Linked DNA regions of Mus musculus: all the other regions are linked to region 2. The links are chromatin loops, found by intact Hi-C in ENCODE. Cell type or tissue: left cerebral cortex. All regions are shown on one strand. Each heading gives the region's core, and the rest is flanking DNA. Links, peaks and the distances in the headings are about the cores only. Region 1 has its middle 42 kb from the start of Gm40838. Region 2 holds the start of Cyria (CYFIP related Rac1 interactor A). Region 3 overlaps Cyria (CYFIP related Rac1 interactor A).

Region 1 (6,984 bases), core at 979-5,978, 68 kb after region 2:
TGTGCCAGGCCCTGTCTCTATCACTCTCTGACTGCACCCTCACCTACTGCTCCAACACTTGCCTGTAAGCCACCATGTTTTCTGCCATGATGATAATTGGACTAAATCTCCCAAACTGTAGGCAAACCTCCAATGAAATGTTTTCTTTCACAGGAGTTGCCTTGGTCATAGTGTCTCTTGACAGCAATATAACAACGACTAAGATAATGACTCATATAGGTTCATGAATTCTAGGAGGATGGCAGACATCTTTGATTTGCAGCTGTAGAAACTATGTGCAGGCTCTACCAGGCTTCTTTTACATGCACACTACATTATGAAAATATACATGTTTTGGGAACTGTTGATTCTGCAATAGCAATAGACTAATCCAAACCTAAGTCATTGCTTAGGGTTAAAGTCAGTCCTGACAAATGATAGCAGTGTCACAGCAGATCAATAATATGTTTGGGATTGTATATTAGCCATTTAGCAGGATACTACTTATTTGGTTAAATATAAGTTGCCTCTTTAATATCAGGCTCTGGAAAACTGCCTCAGATTATGTAATCTTTGGGTTTTGCTATTCTAAGACAGAGAGAGAGATCCTAAGGACTGTTTTAACTCCTACCTTCCCCATCACCATCTAGGCTGCATATTGTGGTAAGCACAGAGTCTGAGGACCAAAAACTGAGAAACAAAATCAAACAGCAATGACAGGAATCAGTGAATCTCAAAGCACCAGAAAGCCTTTGCTTCTTACAGGGATGGATAATAGTTGTGCTCATTGAGTCCTGAAGTTCCACGTGGGCTCTGGCTGGACCTGCCAAGGTAAATGGCGCACCACAGGATAGGGGATGCTAGATCCCAGTGAGGGAGAAACTCACTAACTTCCATGTCTATACAAGCAGATGCATTTTCATATTTAAGGTTGAAACCACAACTTTTTCTTTTCAATCACTAATGTACATGAAGTAGCCCAGCTCCACACTCTAACATTAGCCTCCATTGCTTCTCTTTGTCACTCTGTCTAAGGATGAAGCCTAAATCACCAATACATCTCGCACTGTTTGTCTCCACTGTTACTCTTCCTATTCTTATGAACACACTAGGGTTCTTTGCCTCTTATTCTCTTGTTGGCAGCACCAATCTCTTCACTCCATCAGAGGCATGTTCTGTTACATAGAGGCCATTTTCAGTGACAAAGAGGAGACAAGCTCCCAGACAGCATCTAGTCTACCCTATCTAATGAGTAAGATCATCACGCTGCTTGTACGTTTCACCATTTATTAAATATTTAATAAAGAGACAGAGAGATGAGCATTTTACATGCAGTTACACTTCTTCCTAGTTTCTTTACAGTTTCCAGGTGAGAAATTAAAGCCTGAAGAGATTAATTAATTTGTTCTCCATGAGGTACACATCACAAACTGGTACAATGTTAGAATTTCTACAGGCTGAAGTTTGCAGAACTTTCTTATTTTAGAGAAGAAAGCTCTAAGTGGGAAAGCATTTCTTCAGGCCACACAGATGGTTTATGGTTCAGTTCTCCCCGTGCCAGCTCCACTGGCTGACGCAGAGCTGTGCCTCTGTACTCCACTTAGTCCTGAATGCATTTGTATAAGAGGTGCAGAGCCAGTAGCAACCCCAGTACCAGAGCCTCCTGCCAGCTGGCCACACTTGTGTGTGGTCCACTTTGGACATTTCTGCTTGCTACAATTTCCTTTTCATTTGTGCACGGAGTCATAGCTCAGAGCAAGAAGGAACAGGGAGAGGATGCTCAGGGCCAATGCCTTTAACCTGAAAACCCATTAACCTCACCTGGGAAAGTTTTAGAAATTATGTTAAACTAGGGTTCTGGTTTAATGGTATGGGGTGTGATCCAGGGTTGTCGTATTCTTGACACATTCCTGGTGATTCCAGAGTACAATCAGGGTGGACGTGCTTTGCTGAAGTCTAGGGACCTTCCCCTGTTCTCAACTTAGAGAGAAGCATCCTGTGCCAAGATCCAAGCATTCAGTCAAGCCCAATTTGGGGGTCTAATACTGGTGATTCTACAGCTCACACCCCTGCATTCCAAAAGGGAAGTGATCCCTATATACCTCATGCCAAAGTTCTTTCTGTGCCCCTCTTCCTTGGCCCATGAGCCCAGAGCACAATCAAAAGCCCACAGGAATGTAAAATACCATTTCAAAAAATGGTTGGGGATGGTTTTGGCATGTTAGACTGCCATCTGGAAGTAACCATAGACAAGGAGCCTTAAGAAGGGTGTGAATACATCTAAATGCACAGTGAAGTCTGGGAAGCTGACACTGGACTGGTAGGATGCTCAGTTCTTGTGGGACCTTTTTCCATGTGGTGGGCAGTGGACTTCTTGAACACTCACATGGTAGAGAGAACACGAGCTAGTTCTTTTGTCTCTAACAAAAACACAATCCATACATTCAAGCATTCATAAGGTGCTACTCTCATGATCTAGTCACTTCTCTCATGATCTAGTCATTCTGATGATCTAGTCACTTCTCTCATGATCTAGTCACTTCTGATATGTCTGATATGTCAAAACATTTAGAGTTTTATTATGGGGAGGGACACATTTAGTCCATTTTAGCCATAGACGCTGAGTTATAATAGACTCTTTGGGATGTTATAACAAGGTTGCTGAGGATCTGGGGTTGTAATCAATATGGTTTCCACTCTCTCATGTGTTTACTTCAGAGCTCAGCCTCTATCTCCAATCCCTATCATCTCCATGTACTTGGAATCTGGATTGACCATACTCTACTTATAGGCTAAGATCTGACCACACACTTTATACTGCTCACATCACTTGCCCCCAAGATTTCAGATGAAGTCCATCATAAATATTGATTAGACAAAAAAACAAACAAAAGAAAATTTAAAAAGCCATAGTTATAGAGAATTAGTGGGGCATATTAGACTTTGTTTTTCGCTTTAGATCACAAGACTTTAAAACTTGATTTGCAATTATGAACAAAGAAGGAGGGAGGGAAGAAAGAGGCAAGGAAAGAGAGATCAGTATGGGCATACCGGTTTTAACAGTGTTTTAAGAAACTCATCACTTTTGCTCTGTAATTTTCCCTGGTTTCTGTTCTGCCTCTGTCTCCACAGAGACCACTCTGGGCCCAGTAACCATGGTGATAGAAGAAAATGAGAGCAGATGGGAGCTTTTCTTCTAGAATTTAAACACCCTCATGCTGTGGGGAGATACTCAGGGAATAAGGGAAGGAGAGAGAAGGAACCTGAGTTGAAAGGGAAAAGTTCCAAAATGCTGAGCCCATAAGTGGATTGTGACAAGGATCCAAGGCATATTTATGCTTTTGCTGTCATTTCAAGCTCTTCTCCTTGACCTCCTTCAGGATTTGTTCCATCCTCTTATCTTACAGCCAGGGGCCATTTGACAACCTCAGTTCTGGGGACATTAGATACAAATGTGGAGTTGCAAGCATTTGGAAAGCAAACTTAAGCACATTGTTAAGGTATCTGTAATGGTGTATTCTTCATTTTGAACAGCAAGGGTCAGACACTACGGCAGCTTAGGTATTTGTGAGATACAGAGGCCATCAAATCCTAGGGATAGGATATTGGAACTGTGAGTACCCTGTTACTTTCTCAGAAGGCTTTGGTCAATCTCTTTTCCAAGGGTCTTGTTGTATTTTAAGATTCTTTGAGATGTCTGTTAGTTCTTAAATTATGTGGAAAAAATAAATTGTGTCGGGGAAAAGATCTTAGAGAAATGTAAGACATTTTGTTTGGTGTCTGCTTAGATCTGACAGGGTCACACCAATAAAATATGTGGTAGATGGTCATGCAGGCAACCTGAAAGAATACAGAGGAGTGGAAATGTGAGAGCTCTTTGTAAAGAGCTTTGTCTTTCTTAGTATAACTCTCAGCTAATGGGAGAAAATAACAGGTCATTTTACCCATCACCAAGGGACAAGAATATCCATGAACCCACCAAAACAGCTTAACCCCATTCCACTGGAATGTAGGGAAACATGATAGCATGTGCCTGACTCAGAATAGAGGTCATAGTGGCTGCTGTAATATAAAGGGGCAACTGGATGGGTGGTGAACATGTGAAGTGGAAGGAGGAGGAGGAGGAGGAGGAGGAGGAGGAGGAGGAGGAGGAAGAGGAGGAGGAAGAAGAAGAAGAAGAAAGGGGAGGAGGAGGAAGAGGAAGAAGAAGAAGAAGGAGGAGGGGGAGGAGGAGGAAGAGGAAAAAGAAGAAGAGGAGGAGGAGGAAGAAGAAGAAGAGGAGGAAGAGGAAGAAGAGGAGGAGGAAGAAGAAGAGGAGGAGGAAGAGGAAGAAGACAAAGAAGAAGAAGAGGAGAAGGCAGAGGAGGAGGAGAAAGAGGAAGAAAAGGAAGAGGAGGAGGAGGAAGAGGAGGAAGAGAAGGAAGAAGAAGAAGAAGAAGAAGAAGAAGAAGAAGAAGAAGAAGAAGAAGAAGAAGAAGAAGAAGAAGAAGAAGAAGAAGAAGACGACGGAGCACCCTTTTTGGGCCGCAGACAGCCCGCCACCATCCCGACCAGAGGACAGGTGTCCGCCTGGCTCAAAAGGCCTCAGCCTCAGTAGCAGCGGGCGCCACCTTGGTTCCGGGACTCCACCGAACTTAGGAAATTAGTCTGCACAGGTGAGAGTCTGCACCACAGAAGCTGACAGCTTCTGGGACCTGCCAAAGCAACACAGCTTCTGGTAAAGGTCCAGTTTTAGGCCTTCTTCTTCGGCCAGGAGGAGGTTCAAACACAAGATATCTGCACACCTTCCCTGTAAGAGAGCTTGCCAGCAGAGAGTGCTCTGAGCACTGAAACTCAGAGGAGGGAGTCTGTCTCCCAAGTCTGCTGATAGACAGTAACAGAATCACCAGAAGAACAATCTCTAAACAGAGTCAACTATAACAACTGACTCCAGAGATTACCAGATGGCGAAAGGTAAACGTAGGAATTTTACTAACAGGAACCAAGACCACTCACCATCATCAGAACCCAGCAATCTCACTTCACCCAGTCCAGGGCACCCCAACACACCCGAAAACCTAGACCCAGATTTAAAAGCATATCTCATGATGATGGTAGAGGACATCAAGAAGGACTTTAATAACTCACTTAAAGAAATACAGAACACTGCTAAAGAGTTACAAGTCCTTAAAGAAAAACAGGAAAACACAACCAAACAGGTAGAAGTCCTTACAGAAAAAGAGGAAAACACATTCAAACAGGTGATGGAAATGAACAAAACCATACTAGACCTAAAAAGGGAAGTAGACACAATAAAGAAAACTCAAAGTGAGGCAACACTGGAGATAGAAACCCTAGGAAAGAAATCTGGAATCATAGATGTGAGCATCAGCAACAGAATACAAGAGATGGAAGAGAAAATCTCAGGTGCAGAAGATTCCATAGAGAACATCAGCACAACAATCAAAGAAAATGGAAAATGCAAAAAGATCCTAACTCAAAATATCCAGGATATCCAGGACACAATGAGAAGTCCAAACCTACGGATAATAGGGGTGGATGAGAATGAAGATTTTCAACTCAAAGGACCAGCAAATATCTTCAACAAAATTATTGAAGAAAACTTCCCAAATCTAAAGAAAGAGATGCCGATGAACATACAAAAAGCCTACAGAACTCCAAATAGACTGGACCAGAAAAGAAATTCCTCCCGACACATAATAATCAGAACAACAAATGCACTAAATAAAGATAGAATACTAAAAGCATTAAGGGAAAAAGGTCAAGTAACTTATAAAGGCAAGCCTATCAGAATTATACCAGATTTTTCACCAGAGACTATGAAAGCCAGAAGAGCCTGGACAGATGTTATACAGATACTAAGAGAACACAAATTCCAACCAAGGCTACTATACCCAGCCAAACTCTCAATTACCATAGATGGAGAAACCAAAGTATTCCACGACAAAACCAAATTCACACATTACCTTTCCACGAATCCAGCCCTTCAAAGGATAATAACAGAAAAAACCCAATACAAGGAAGGGAACCTCGCCCTAGAAAAAACAAGAAGATAATCCCTCAACAAACCTAAAAGAAGACAGCCACAAGAACAGAATGCCAACTTTAACAACAAAAATAAGAGGAACCAACAATTACTTTTCCTTAATATCTCTTAATATCAATGGTCTCAACTCCCCAATAAAAAGACATAGACTAACAAACTGGCTACACAAACAAGACCCAACATTTTGCTGCTTACAGGAAACTCATCTCAGAGAAAAAGATAGACACTACCTCAGAATGAAAGGCTGGAAAACAATTTTCCAAGCAAATGGTATGAAGAAACAAGCTGGAGTAGCCATCCTAATATCTGATAAGATTGACTTCCAACCCAAAGTCATCAAAAAAGACAAGGAGGGGCACTTCATTCTCATCAAAGGTAAAATCCTCCAAGAGGAACTATCAATTCTGAATATCTATGCTCCAAATATAAGCGCAGCCACATTCATTAAAGAAACTTTAGTAAATCTCAAAGCACACATTGCACCTCACACAATAATAGTGGGAGATTTGAACACACCACTCTCATCAATGGACAGATCGTAGAAACAGAAACTAAACAGGGACACAGTGAAACTAACAGAAGTTATGAAACAAATGGATGTGACAGATATCTACAGAACATTTTATCCTAAAACAAAAGGATATACCTTCTTCTCAGCACCTCATGGTACCTTCTCGAAAATTAACCACATAATAGGTCACATAACAGGCCTCAACACATACAAAAATATTGAAATTGTCCCATGCATCCTATCAGATCACCATGCACTAAGGCTGATCTTCAATAACAAAATAAATAATAGAAAACCAACATTCACGTGGAAACTGAACAACACTCTTCTCAATGATACCTTGGTCAAGGAAGGAATAAAGAAAGAAATTAAGGACTTCTTAGAGTTCAATGAAAATGAAGCCACTTCATACCCAAAACTTATGGGACACAATGAAAGCATTTCTAAG
Region 2 (5,000 bases), core at 1-5,000:
GGAGGGGGTGTCATGTCTCTGAGATCCCTGCACTGTACCTGGTACATAAATATGAAGCGTATAAGTAAGACTCCATGAAGACTCCACAAAATAACTTGAAAAAAATGCCACTAGTCTTGAATGATTATGACTTAAAATCCTAAAATTTTCAACCTGCCAACAGTGGCTCAGACATCTCTTTAACCTAAGATCTCCCAAGAAAACCTAAGGTGCTTAAGGTCTTTCAGCCTTCCAACGATTCAAATCATAGCAGGTAGTCTAATCCATTTCACTCTAAAAGAAGAAGCAGCACCCAACAGGAAAGATAAAGATGCTTCAAGTCTATTTGAAAGATAGAATGAGGTCCATGTGAGTGAACTGACTTCCTCTGGGTCAACAGCTGACCGAGAGGCTGTTGATACCCTTGTCTGTACATGTTGCTCTAATTCAACAAGCCGGAACTTTGCCATACAAAGGGGAGAGAGAGAAAATGCAAGGAAGAGAAAAAGAACCAGGAAGGGAGGAGCAGCTTCACCGCAGACTGTCGCGAACAGGGGACAGTGGGTGACAGATTCTATGGACTGGGTTAGCTCTCTGGGAACTCCTTACTCAGGGCTGGCTCTCTGTCCTTGAGTCATCCGGTTGCATCTAGGCCCTGGGAGCATAAGCAAAAGCAAACTGAATTCCTCTCAGTGCTGAGTAAAAACAGGAAGTCACAAGTGGCTTCACTCTGCTCTCAACTTGGGTCCCCAGCACTTGGGGTTCAGGATGTCCAAAGGGCATGGGAGGCAGCATGTATTGCAGGGTTAGGGGACTGGAACCCTTCCTAATTACTTCCTGGTGCAGGGAAGTCCTTTAGGAGACGGATCTGGGAGCACAGCAGGATGGGAGGCAGAGAGACCCATGTTTCAGCTCTGTGACTACCCTTCATTGATCAAATCTGAGAGCTGACTGTGTGCTCACATCAACAGGAGCCCATGGGAAACAGCTCACTTGCTCTGAGATTACTTACCTCAGATGCAAAGTGAGAGATGGGGGCTACCCTTCCCCTAGAACACTAGCTCCCCAGTGAGCTATCACAAGTGTTTGACATATCCAGAAGGATGCTACCAAACGGGATGCTACTGTCCCCTCCTCAAAGCTTGAGAGCAAGAAAGTGCATGGTAGCTTTATCCCACCCCTGCTTGTTCAGTATTCTCTCCTCACAGGAGCTAGGGGCCCACAGGAGGTGAATTCTGCCAGCCCCCAGCCTGGGCCCAGTGCCCATGTTTATGACTGTTTATTTCAGAGCAAGTAGAAAGAAGAAATTAGAGCCATAAAAGACAGGACAACAGACCAATAAAAACCAGCTCCCAGAAGAGTCAGGGGGAGGAAGAGGCAAAACTGTCACCATAGCAACACAAGACAGTCAGAAACAGGCAGGAAAAACAGCCCCTGGTCTGCCTCCTCTCTTCACACGAAGCCCTCACAACCAGTGTGTGAAATTTAGTCTGACTGGGAACAATCCTAACAGGCTGGTCTTCCCAAAGCTGAGGCCTGGCTAGGAGCCACCCTCCTCTTGCTGCTATGCACAGGTTCTCAAACTGCATGGTGCTAACCCAGCTTTCCCTGAGCCCTGGAGACTCAGCACTGTGCAGATAGCATGGGACAATCTGGAAGAGGTGATGATTGGTCAGAGTAGGGAAAGTTTCTAATAAGAAAACCACTAGGCTTCAGGGGAGCCCTATGAGCCTGGGGTTCTCTAAGAAGTAGGCAGGTAATCACCCGCATAGGAGGAGAAAGCATGCCCAGAAAAACTCAGAATGGTGGTTCTATCAGTACTGGACCCTTCCTCTTCCAGTAATGGCTGACAGGATTCTGGGGATCGTCACAGAGATGTAGGTTGGGGGCGAGGGTGAGAGCTTTAGCAGATTTAAATGGCAAATGCCCTAGACCTCGTCTCTGGGGACATAGGCCAAGAAGTTTAACAGCTTGGAAAAGGAATAGGGGACAGGCTGGCACATTTTTGTCAAAAGGTGTTCTTGCCAGTCTCTCAGCTGGCAAATAAGACAGGTGTGTCTACAAAAAAGCATGGCTGGCCTGAGACCAGTGCCTCGGGAAGTGGGTCAAATTGTTCCCGAAGCTCCAGCTTGGAAAAGTCTCCTCCTGCTGGACTCTAGTTAGGAGTTCTGGCATGAGGGGGAGTGAATACCGCGGAGGCGAGGAGGTCCTAGGCACAGCAGTTTGCCTGCTGGCTAAGCACCTCTGTGGCAGGTGGCAGCAAAAGGGTACAGGTGTGCAGGGGCCAGAACAGGCTTCATCCACGCTTGGGGCTACAGAAATATGGGGAGCAGAGGCATGGCCCTGGCAGGGGAACCCGGAGGAGGTAGATCGCGGGTCTCCTGAAGAATAGCTTTGGAGATGAAGGTTCGGGGGAGGGGCGGGGGGGTGGCGGTAGGGGTGGGAGTGGTTGAAGGGTGAAGGGACTCTTCTGGAAAAGAAATAAAATCAGGAGAGAGACCCGGAGAGAGGGAGCAATGGACGCACAGACCTCTGTGTTCGGGAACCAAGAAGAACAGTTCAAGACCGAGTCGTGAGCTAGCTGCCTCCCTCCCTCGCCCGGGGCTGCAGGGCGTCGCGAGCCGGACGAAGAGAGCCACAGTCGCCCCGCTCCACCAAATCCGGCGCCCGGGAGGCCCTTGTGCCTCCGCAGCGCCTTTCCCTGCCAGTCCCAGCCCGCGATCCCTGCCGCGCCCCAGCCGAGTCCGCACCACGCTCACCGGAGTCGCAGCCGCTGTCGCCGCCTCGTTCCTGCTCGGCCGCCCGCTCCGCTGCTGTGGATGCCTCTCCGGCGGCAGCCTCAGCCCGAGAGTCGACTTCCAGCCCCGCCCCGCCCCGCCCACGGCCCGCCCCACGGCCCGCCCGCCCCTCCCTGGCTTTGGAATCCCACCCTGCTGTCACCCGGAGGGCCGGTTCACTTCTAGCCAGGCTAGGCACTAGGATCTGCACCCAGGAGTTAGCACTGTACCTCCCAGCTAATGTTAATACTCTCTGCCTGGACCACTTGTCTTGCTATTCACTAGGAGGCCTAAATTCCTTCATTACCCACTTTTCCCCTCAGACAAACAAAATACAAACAAAACACCCCCAAAGACACACTCTCCATAGGCCACTGGCATACACTCACACTGATACTAGTGCTCCCCCTCCCTGGCCCCAGGTTACTTTGGATGGTGAACCTGCTTGCTCTCACACTTCCCTTGCCTGTCCTAGTAACACACGCCTAGCTTTAAAGGCCACCGTTATTGAATGTGATCCCAAAAAATGTCTTCCCAAATGATGCCTAGCCTATGAAATGCAACGGTCTTCTAAACAGTGAATTTAAAATTCTGCGAGGTAAGGAGAAAGTAGCTTACAGCTCTCATTGTCACAGATCATTGTTTTAAAACATCTGCCGAGGAGGTTTTGTACAGAAAGGGAGATTCCGGAAGCCCAGAGGACCGAGCTGTGCCAAACAGGTTGTGAGTCAGAGCCCCTGTATGTGTGTTTGCCTTGCAGATACCTAGGTTGGCTGCTCTTTTTCCCAGTCAGCCAACCAGAGAAGATCATTATACAATTTATACAGTATTAAACCTTCACAGTGTGTCAGGCCTTGTGCTGACAGCCATGGCTTCTTTGGGTAGTGAGTTTGTGGGTTGGGAACAGGAGGAAAAGCCTGGGGCTCCAACAGTGGAAGGTGCTTCAGGGAGAGCATTGCTCTATCCCCTTGCTTGAGGCCAGTATGAGTCCCCATGACAAATTTACTCCGCCTAAGTCTCCTGAGGCTCTTGATAGTCTGCGTTTCTGACAGGCTCCCAGGAACTGCTTAGCAGTAGAGTGTTTGGTTCAGTTTTGGCAAGAATTCAGACAGGATCTAGACAGGCACAGTCTAGTTAGAATAATATAGTCTCCTACATGGAAATGGTCCTTGGGTTGCATAAGTTTCTCAAGCTCCCTGCCCCCCACCTGTACTCATCTTATTTTTTGTCCATCTGAAGACAGTTTATTTTATGTTATTATGGCTCTATTAGAATTTTTCTTGCCATGACCTTAGCTTTGATTTGTTTGTCTGAAACACACAGACACAGATATACACAAGTAGACACATACACAGACATAGATACACACACACACATACACACACACATACACACACACATATACACACACACACACACATACACACACACACACATACACACACACACACATACACACACACACACACACACACACACACACACACACACACCTCCGTTGCACCTTTTCTCCTTTACTTATCCTGTCTGCCTTCAACTTTGGCCAGGCTTTGGGGAGGTCATGAATGAATCAGCCCCAGATAACAAATTGATACCTGGAATACTATATCATCTTGGAAGCTGAGCAGACCTTTCCATCTCTAGGAACACAGCTCATGTTGGTGAGTAGAGATTACTTGGTGTGTGCGAGTTCACTTTAGCACACTTGGAGGCGGCTTCTGTCTCAGTAATTGAGGGATACCTGGGTAGTATTGCTGAGTCCATTACGAAATAATAGGGCTTTCTAATTATCAGTGTGGAATTTAATAATTAAGTGTTTCTTAAGACACAATAATCAGATGAAATAGTCTTTCAACTTTATCAGTAATGCTAATGACAAGTTCAGAAGCTGTCATAATAAAGATTACAGTGAAATTAAACTGTCAATTAGGGGCAGGTGAGTTGAGACTTTGTTTTGGGTGGTATTCATTCACAGTATATACTGGTTCACATGAACTGAGCTTACTATCTAAATTCAACTAAATTCAAGAACATCCTTTTTGAGTGGTGGGTTTTTGTTTTGTTTTATTGTTGTTTTGATAGACTACATCAACTAAATTCCAGGAACTGTACCAAGGGATGGCTGAGGGCTTGTTCCAGGCCTTTGATATTCTGTCAGACCAGGCTATAACAAGGTGGAACAGGAAGGAGGATGGAATTAAAATGTTGCCGCATAGACCTGGAATAGAAGAAATTTACCATAAG
Region 3 (6,887 bases), core at 1-5,000, 51 kb before region 2:
TGAAATACAAAACATTTTTTTTTTCCTCTGAGTTTTCTGGATCCTTGCTGCTCTAAGCCTAACGTAGCAGCCTTGGCACCCACTCACAGATTCATCACATCTACAGAACTGCATGCCCTGCGTCTGTATTAATGTTCCCCAGGTGCTTCAAGGTTGGAGGCCACTGCACCCCACCCAGGACTTGAAATCCCACCATCAAATTCCCTTTTTAACCTTGTTTCCCCTGACGGCTCTCATGCTGGTTTTATTTGCATTTAGACTTAGAAGTAGGCTCATTGATCGATCTTTGCCCCAATGAAAATGTCCACAGGGATAAGATCTGTGAGTGGGCCTACAGGCTGTGCCTTGGGCTGTCGTTCCACACACCATTTCCTTCCTTGAGCTGAGAATGCATGGCTATAGTCAAAACCCTTTCCATTATCAACACTGCTGACTCTCCTGTCTACATTCACACACACACACACACACACACACACACACACACACACACACACACACACCTGGTGATCTCCCATACCCTCTACACGGTATACTTTTACGAGATTCCAAGGCAAAACTCCCTTCATAAATCTTTGCTATCGAAGGAAACTCAGGCTAGCTTGGTGACACAGGCTGGCTTGGTGACACATGCTTGTCATCTCATCACTTGGGAGGCAGACACACAAAAAAGATCAAGTTTGAGGTCAGCCGGGGCTACCAAGTTTGACCCTGTGGCTTCAGAAAAAAAGCAAAAGAAAAAAGTCATTTTGTTCAATGTGATACTTTGAAAAAGTTAAGAAAGCAGAAAAGAACCAGTCCATTGTATGAAGCAATTATTTCATCCAGTCCTAGCATTTTATACTCACTGACCAGGCAGCTGGGGACAATCTGAACAGAGACCAGTGGCCCAGCCCCTGGAACCTGGCCCGGGGGTGGGGTGGGGGCCAGTAAAGTGCCCCCAGTAGACAGCATCTTCCTCCCCTTCTAGGCCCAGCACGTTGGCATGGTGATGTCTGCGACAGGCTTAACTTGATTCATCTCTTCCCGTTCCTTCTATTATCACTGTGTGAGATCCTGCCCCAGTAGGACAGAGAAATCCTGAGGGTAAGATCTGATGTCATGAAGGGAACAGGCAAGTCTTTGTTGAGCTCTTCAAGGGTCTAGGCCAGCCGGGCTCAGGCTGCATGCACAGGGAGGGACAGGGAGTCTGCTGGGCCAGTTCAGGAGCCTAGTGCTGCAGCTAATTCCCTCCTGCTGGGATCCCCCACTTTCACATGCTACGTCCTCCTCCTCCACTGAAGAGGGATTATAGCCAAGGCTTCAAAGTCCCACCGACTATAAAAAAATAAATAAATAAATAAATAAATAAATACCCCCCCCCAAAAAAAAAAAAAAACCACCACCACCACCAACAACAACAAAAAATTCCAAAAACAAAATCCTCCACAGAACAGTTTTCCCTCCTGGCTGATCTTTCCCACTCACAATGGCACCTTAGGCCTGCGTCACCCTCAGACCACCCCCTCTGCCCACCACTCCCTCAGCCTACTGATTTTGTCCTGCCCCTCAAGCTCCACCCATCCTCTGAGAACTCCCTTGGTTCAAGAATGCTCCTTCCTCTAGTGACCTGACACCCTCCCTTGGTTGATGCTGCAGGCCGCTGATACCTGACAGGGTTTGCGCATCATCACTGTTGCTGTTCATTTCCGTGTGTTCATTCCCTGGGACTTCAATATTCTATACACGGGAGCTGCTGAACGGGCAGGCATTCAAAAGCTGAATGGCTCTGCAGAGCAAAAGCCTTCTTCTAGGAGGAAATCCCAGAGGCTTTAGGTCAAAACCCAAAGAATAAGCACTAGCTGAGTTCTTATGTACTCCAGACACCGCTGGCTGGGTGCATTTGCATGTATTAACCCATTCAGGGACGGGAGCCTTCATGTGCACGTATGTGTGGCTCTTTTCTCATTTTATTTCTGTAGATGCTCAGGATTCAAGAGCTGGGAGAACATAGCTATAAGTGCTCCTCGAAATGCCACATTATATATGAATTATGTAATGGCTGCTATTTGAACCAATTTCAACCATCCCCTAAGGTGTACACTATTTGCAATATGGGAATCCTGGGAAGTAGGTGAAAATGACTCTGCTAACGTCATCAAGTTACCAGGCTGTCTGTATCCCATGTGTTTGCAAATCCAGACAGATGGTAGGCTGCCACGCCTTTGCTTCCTTGAGCCTGAAGGCTCACCAGGGGTTCTGGTGAGGGACAATGATGGCCAAGCAAGAGTCCTTAGTTGAAATACAGCTGGAGCCATTCTATGTGGCATCTGCCAGCTTGCACCCACTCCCAGCCCCGGGATGTTTTCTGGTATGACAAGTTAGCTAATATCTCCATCCCAGGGCCAGAGGGTTGGCATCTTAGGTGGCTGAAAAGACAGGCTGACTCAGCCTCAGGGCTTACCAAACCCCCTGATATGCTTCTCCTAGTTCACAAGCCAGAGGAGGAGACACACACATAGAGCCTCAGTGTGTACAGGGGCCCAAAAGACAGGGGACTGCAGCTGAACTGCTGGCTCCCAGTGGCAGTACTCCCTCTGCCCCCTCTAGTTTCTCTTCTTCCTGTGTCCTGTAATACTGAGAAGTGCCACAAGGAGGCAGCACCATTGGAGGAAAAAACAAACAAACAAACCCAAACCCTTTGTCACCCAGAAAGGGTTACTTAAGGTGCACTATCTGGGGTGGATTTGGGGGATTAAAGGGGCATATAGCAGGGCTGATCAGGAGATGCCTATGAGGGCTCCTGACTAAGTAATGGGGGAGGTCATGGTGAGTGGGGAGGGGTCTCGCTAGGTCTCCATAGAAACATCTGAGGAGAATGCCAGCCCAGCCCCTCCTTTCTCCATGTCAGTCCTTCCTAGCATCCTCTCAAATCCTTTAGTCAAAGGAAGACCTCACTCCCCATTAAGAAGTGGGTGATAGAAAATTTGGCCTGAATTCTCTTGAGAGGAGAGAATTCACAAAGCCAAGTGAGTATCCACCTGCAACCTCAGCCCACCAGGACAACTTGAATGCCAAGAAGCAAGAACCAGGTATGCCCTTGCTGCAGGGAGGGAAATGAGTCTTCAGGAAACTCCATCAGGGCAGCAACACAAGCAGCCTTCAGCGCCTCACTGTTGAGCTGTTCGTGGCCATGAGAACCAAAGCCTGGCTGGGTTCAGCATGAGTCCACAAGAACAAAAAGCTGCATGGCATCTGGGGCTAGACCCAACCTCCTCATGTGCTAGTGAGTTTCCTGTCCCTGGAAGCTGTGGGCAGACACCTGCATGGCAAGGGATGCATTCTGAGAGTTTGCAGATCTGCATCTTGTCTGCCATCACTCTCTGAAGTTCTGCATCTGAGAGCATTTGGTAAGGCATGGCCAAGGACACAAAAGGACGTCATCTGACCAGAAACTCTGTTCATAGAAAGGTTGACAAACCACGGAAGAGGGCATGATTTGGATTTGGATTTTCTAAGAGCTGTAGAGCCTTGGGTGAGCTGTGTCACCAGAGCTACACTGTCTTTGAGACCCAACCCACTGCTCTCTCTTCGTGTAAAAATAGCATGCAGGGTACTGACCTTGGCACATCTAAAACAGCATGTAGGTGGTCAGGTTAATTCTCATCCCCCTATTCGTCTTCCTGCCAGCAAAGGCCATGGAAAGTTGATTGAACAAGGCTCTGTGCTAGGTTCTCAAATAAATTGAATACGATGTATATAAACACACATATACAACCATAGACAACATGTATATAGAATGTGCATGCACAAACCAATCTCGTATATCTACATACATGTCTCTTTCTGTCTCAGCCTGTCTCTCTCTGTTTCTCTGTCTCTCTCTCTCTCCTAGAGAAAGGGAGAAGGGTTGGTTTGCATACTCACAAGGCAGCAGCAGGTCCCTCTCTGGGATGCTGCATTTTATCACTAGGGACCTACAGTGAAACCTGGAAAACAGAGATGGACACCATTGCAGCAGCAGCTGCTACTTCTGATTCCTCATCCTCCTCCTCTTCCTCCTCCCTCTCCTCTTCCTCCTCTTCTCCTCTGCCTTCCTCTCCTCCTCCCTTCTCCTTCTTCCCCCTGCTCCTCCTCCTCCTCATCCACTTTCTACTTCTTTTTTTGGTGCCTCTAATCTCATTATGCTTACAGATTCCTCCATGGGGTCAGGGAGGAGATCAAGGCAAATTAGTCAATTTGCTGCTTGTTAGTCACCGCTGGGAACAGGTGGGAGGATGAGGAGGCAGCTCCTAATGGATTTTTAAAAAGCAAGTTGAGGCATGATCTTCGCATGACAAGTTCTCTCCACTCCTATCTCGGAGACTGGAGCGTTGGTCCCTATTTATAGACAGTGTTTCTGTACCAGACGTGCCTCTCTCCCAACCCCTAGCTCCTACTCATTCTTCAATGCCCAGCTCATATGGACCCCATGAAGACCTTCTCTGCTAGCTATGGAAACAGACAGCATGCCTCGCAGCCTGCCCACATCACTCTGTCCATGTCAGGGTTCCTACTTACGAGCCTCAGCTCTGACTATTGGCTCCCTTGTCTCTTTTAGAAAATTGTAACTCCTTGAGTATATCCCGTTATTGGTATTTACAGGCCGACCTCAGTGCCTGGCTGAAGGAAAATCACACCGTGTATTTTTACAAATGCCAAGTTTATAAAGAGAAACTTCTCTTTTAGTGTCAGTGGACAGAGAGTTAAACGATGGAAATCATGCATTTATTTTCTAACTGAAGAAAAAGTTAATGGACCCGAATTCTATCATCTCTGCCTCTACAAGAATAGTATGAATGTTAATCAGGCAGCCCACCTATTAGAAAGAAGGCTTAGCTCCATCCATCTCTCACAGCAACTGGTGTGCCAAGACAGTACCCTACCGCTGTGCCCCTACTCACTGGGTGGTAGAGAGGGCCCTTGTACCCATTGCCCACCATGAAGCCTCTGTACAATTTGAATATCTCCTTTAGACCTGAGAAAACTGTATCTCCCAAGAAGTAGAAGAGGAATAAAGTTAGAATTCAAATGAATAAGGAGGGAGGGGGCAAAGGAAATCAAGTCCTTTATTTTCTCTGAAACCCTGGTCCTATCAGGCTGTCTTACTCAGGGTTTCTATTCCTGCACAAACATCATGACCAAGAAGCAGGTTGGGGAGGAAAGGGTTTATTCAGCTTACACTTCCATACTGCTGTTCATCACCAAAGGATGTCAGGACTGGAACTTAAGCAGGTCAGGAAGCAGGAGCTGATGCAGAGGCCATGGAGGGATGTTCTTTACTGGCTTGCTTCCCCTGGCTTGCTCAGCCTGCTCTCTTATAGAACCAAGGCTACCAGCCCCCAGATGGCACCACCTACAAGGGGACCTCTCCCCTTGATCACTAATTGAGAAAATGCCTTTCACTTGGATCTCATGGAGGCATTTCCTCAACTGAAGCTCCTTTCTCTGTGATAACTCCAGCTCTGTCAAGTTGACACAAAACTAGCCAGTACAATTGACCCCTTGTCAACTTGACACACAAACACATCACTAGTAAGCCTCAACCCTTACATTCTTATTCATCCCCAAGATCTAAATAACTTTAAAAGTTCCACAGTCTTTACATATTAAAAGTTCAATCCTTTTAAAATATCCAGTATCTTTCAAAGTACTTTAAAATTCAAAGTCTCTTAACTGTGGGCTTCACTAAAAAACTTCCTTCAAGAGGGAAAATTATCAGGGCACAGTCACAATCAAAAGCATCCAATGTCTGGGATCCAACTCACGATCTTCTGGGCTCCTCCAAGGGCTTGGGTCACTTCTCCAGCCCTGCCCTTTGTAGCACACACTTTGTCTTCCAGGCTCCAGCTGCCTGTACTCCACTGTTGCTGCTGTTCTTGGTCGTCATCTCATGGTACTGGCATCTCCAAAATGCTGTTGTCTTCCACTGTAACTTGACTTCAATAGCCTCTCATAGACTCTCTTCACCATGCCCAGCCTCAACTCCTTTGCATGTCCCCTTCAGTCCTGGGCCTTCAATTGCAACTGAGGCTGCACCTTCACCATTGGCCTTCCATGGCCTCTCACAGTGCCGAGCCTCAGCTGCTCAGCATGACCCCTTCATGCCTTCAAAACCAATACCACGTGGGTAACTCTTACACATTACTAAGTCCAGCCACAGCCCAAGGTACAACCTTGGCTATCTCTGGAACACAGTCTCTGTGCTCTCAGAAAACACTTCCCAGAAGATGTCACCTCAATGATGCTGGTCTCTTCTTTTTTTTTTATTGGGTATTTATTTCACTTACATTTCCAATGCTATCCCAAAAGTCCCCCACACGCTCCCCCACCCACTCCCCCACCCACCCACTCCCACTTCTTGGTCCTGGCATTACCCTGTACTGAGGCATATAAAGTTTGCACGACCAATGGGCCTCTCTTTCCACTGATGGCCGACTAGTATTTTCTCTAGCTCCTCCATTGGGGGCCCTGTGATCCATCCAATAGCTGACTGTGAGCACCCACTTCTGTGTTTGCCAGGCCCCGGCATAGTCTCACAAGAGACAGCCATATCTGGGTCCTTTTAGCAAAATCTTGCTAGTGTATGCAATGGTGTCAGCGTTTGAAAGCTGATTATGGGATGGATCCCGGATATGGCAGTCTCTAGATGGTCCATCCTTTCGTCTCAGCTCCAAACTTTGTCTCTGTAACTCCTTCCATGGGTGTTTTGTTCCCAATTCTAAGAAGGGGCAAAGTGTCCACACTTTGGTCTTCGTTCTTCTTGAGTTTCATGCGTTTAGTAAATTGTATCTTATATCTTGGGTATCCTAAGTTTCTGGGCTAATATCCACTTATCAGTGAGTACATATTGTGAGAGTTCTTTTGTGATT

Evidence for each region. Peaks named below come from ENCODE experiments on the same cell type or tissue, not always from the same donor. Only the 100,000 strongest peaks of a DNase experiment are listed, where the experiment ranks them.
Region 1: it touches region 2 in a loop (5-fold over the local background); 2 of 42 quality-filtered maps call a loop at or near these places.
Region 3: a loop joins it to region 2, with 4 times the contacts of the local background. A loop is called at or near these places in 17 of 42 quality-filtered maps.

The regions. Positions count from the first base shown.
Region 1 is chr12:12,191,432-12,198,415 of GRCm38, reverse strand. No RefSeq gene overlaps it. Among named protein-coding and RNA genes, the nearest start is that of Gm40838, 42 kb to the left of the region's middle. In left cerebral cortex, for the core only: no CTCF peak of the experiment used is centred there; DNase peaks (open chromatin) are centred at 1,558, 2,204 and 3,167; H3K27ac peaks cover 2,247 bases.
Region 2 is chr12:12,259,977-12,264,976 of GRCm38, reverse strand. Cyria (CYFIP related Rac1 interactor A) reads right to left here and starts at 2,800. Exons shown (of 12, transcript NM_001146119.2): 1 at 2,739-2,800. In left cerebral cortex, for the core only: a CTCF peak has its summit at 2,117; DNase peaks (open chromatin) are centred at 2,747, 3,190, 3,478, 3,807 and 3 more places; H3K4me3 peaks cover 3,375 bases; H3K27ac peaks cover 3,861 bases.
Region 3 is chr12:12,309,368-12,316,254 of GRCm38, reverse strand. The region is part of intron 2 of Cyria (CYFIP related Rac1 interactor A); the gene reads right to left. Among named protein-coding and RNA genes, the nearest start is that of Gm34407, 23 kb to the right of the region's middle. In left cerebral cortex, for the core only: a CTCF peak has its summit at 2,610 (motif pointing right); DNase peaks (open chromatin) are centred at 2,604, 3,201, 3,928, 4,295 and 3 more places; H3K27ac peaks cover 4,579 bases.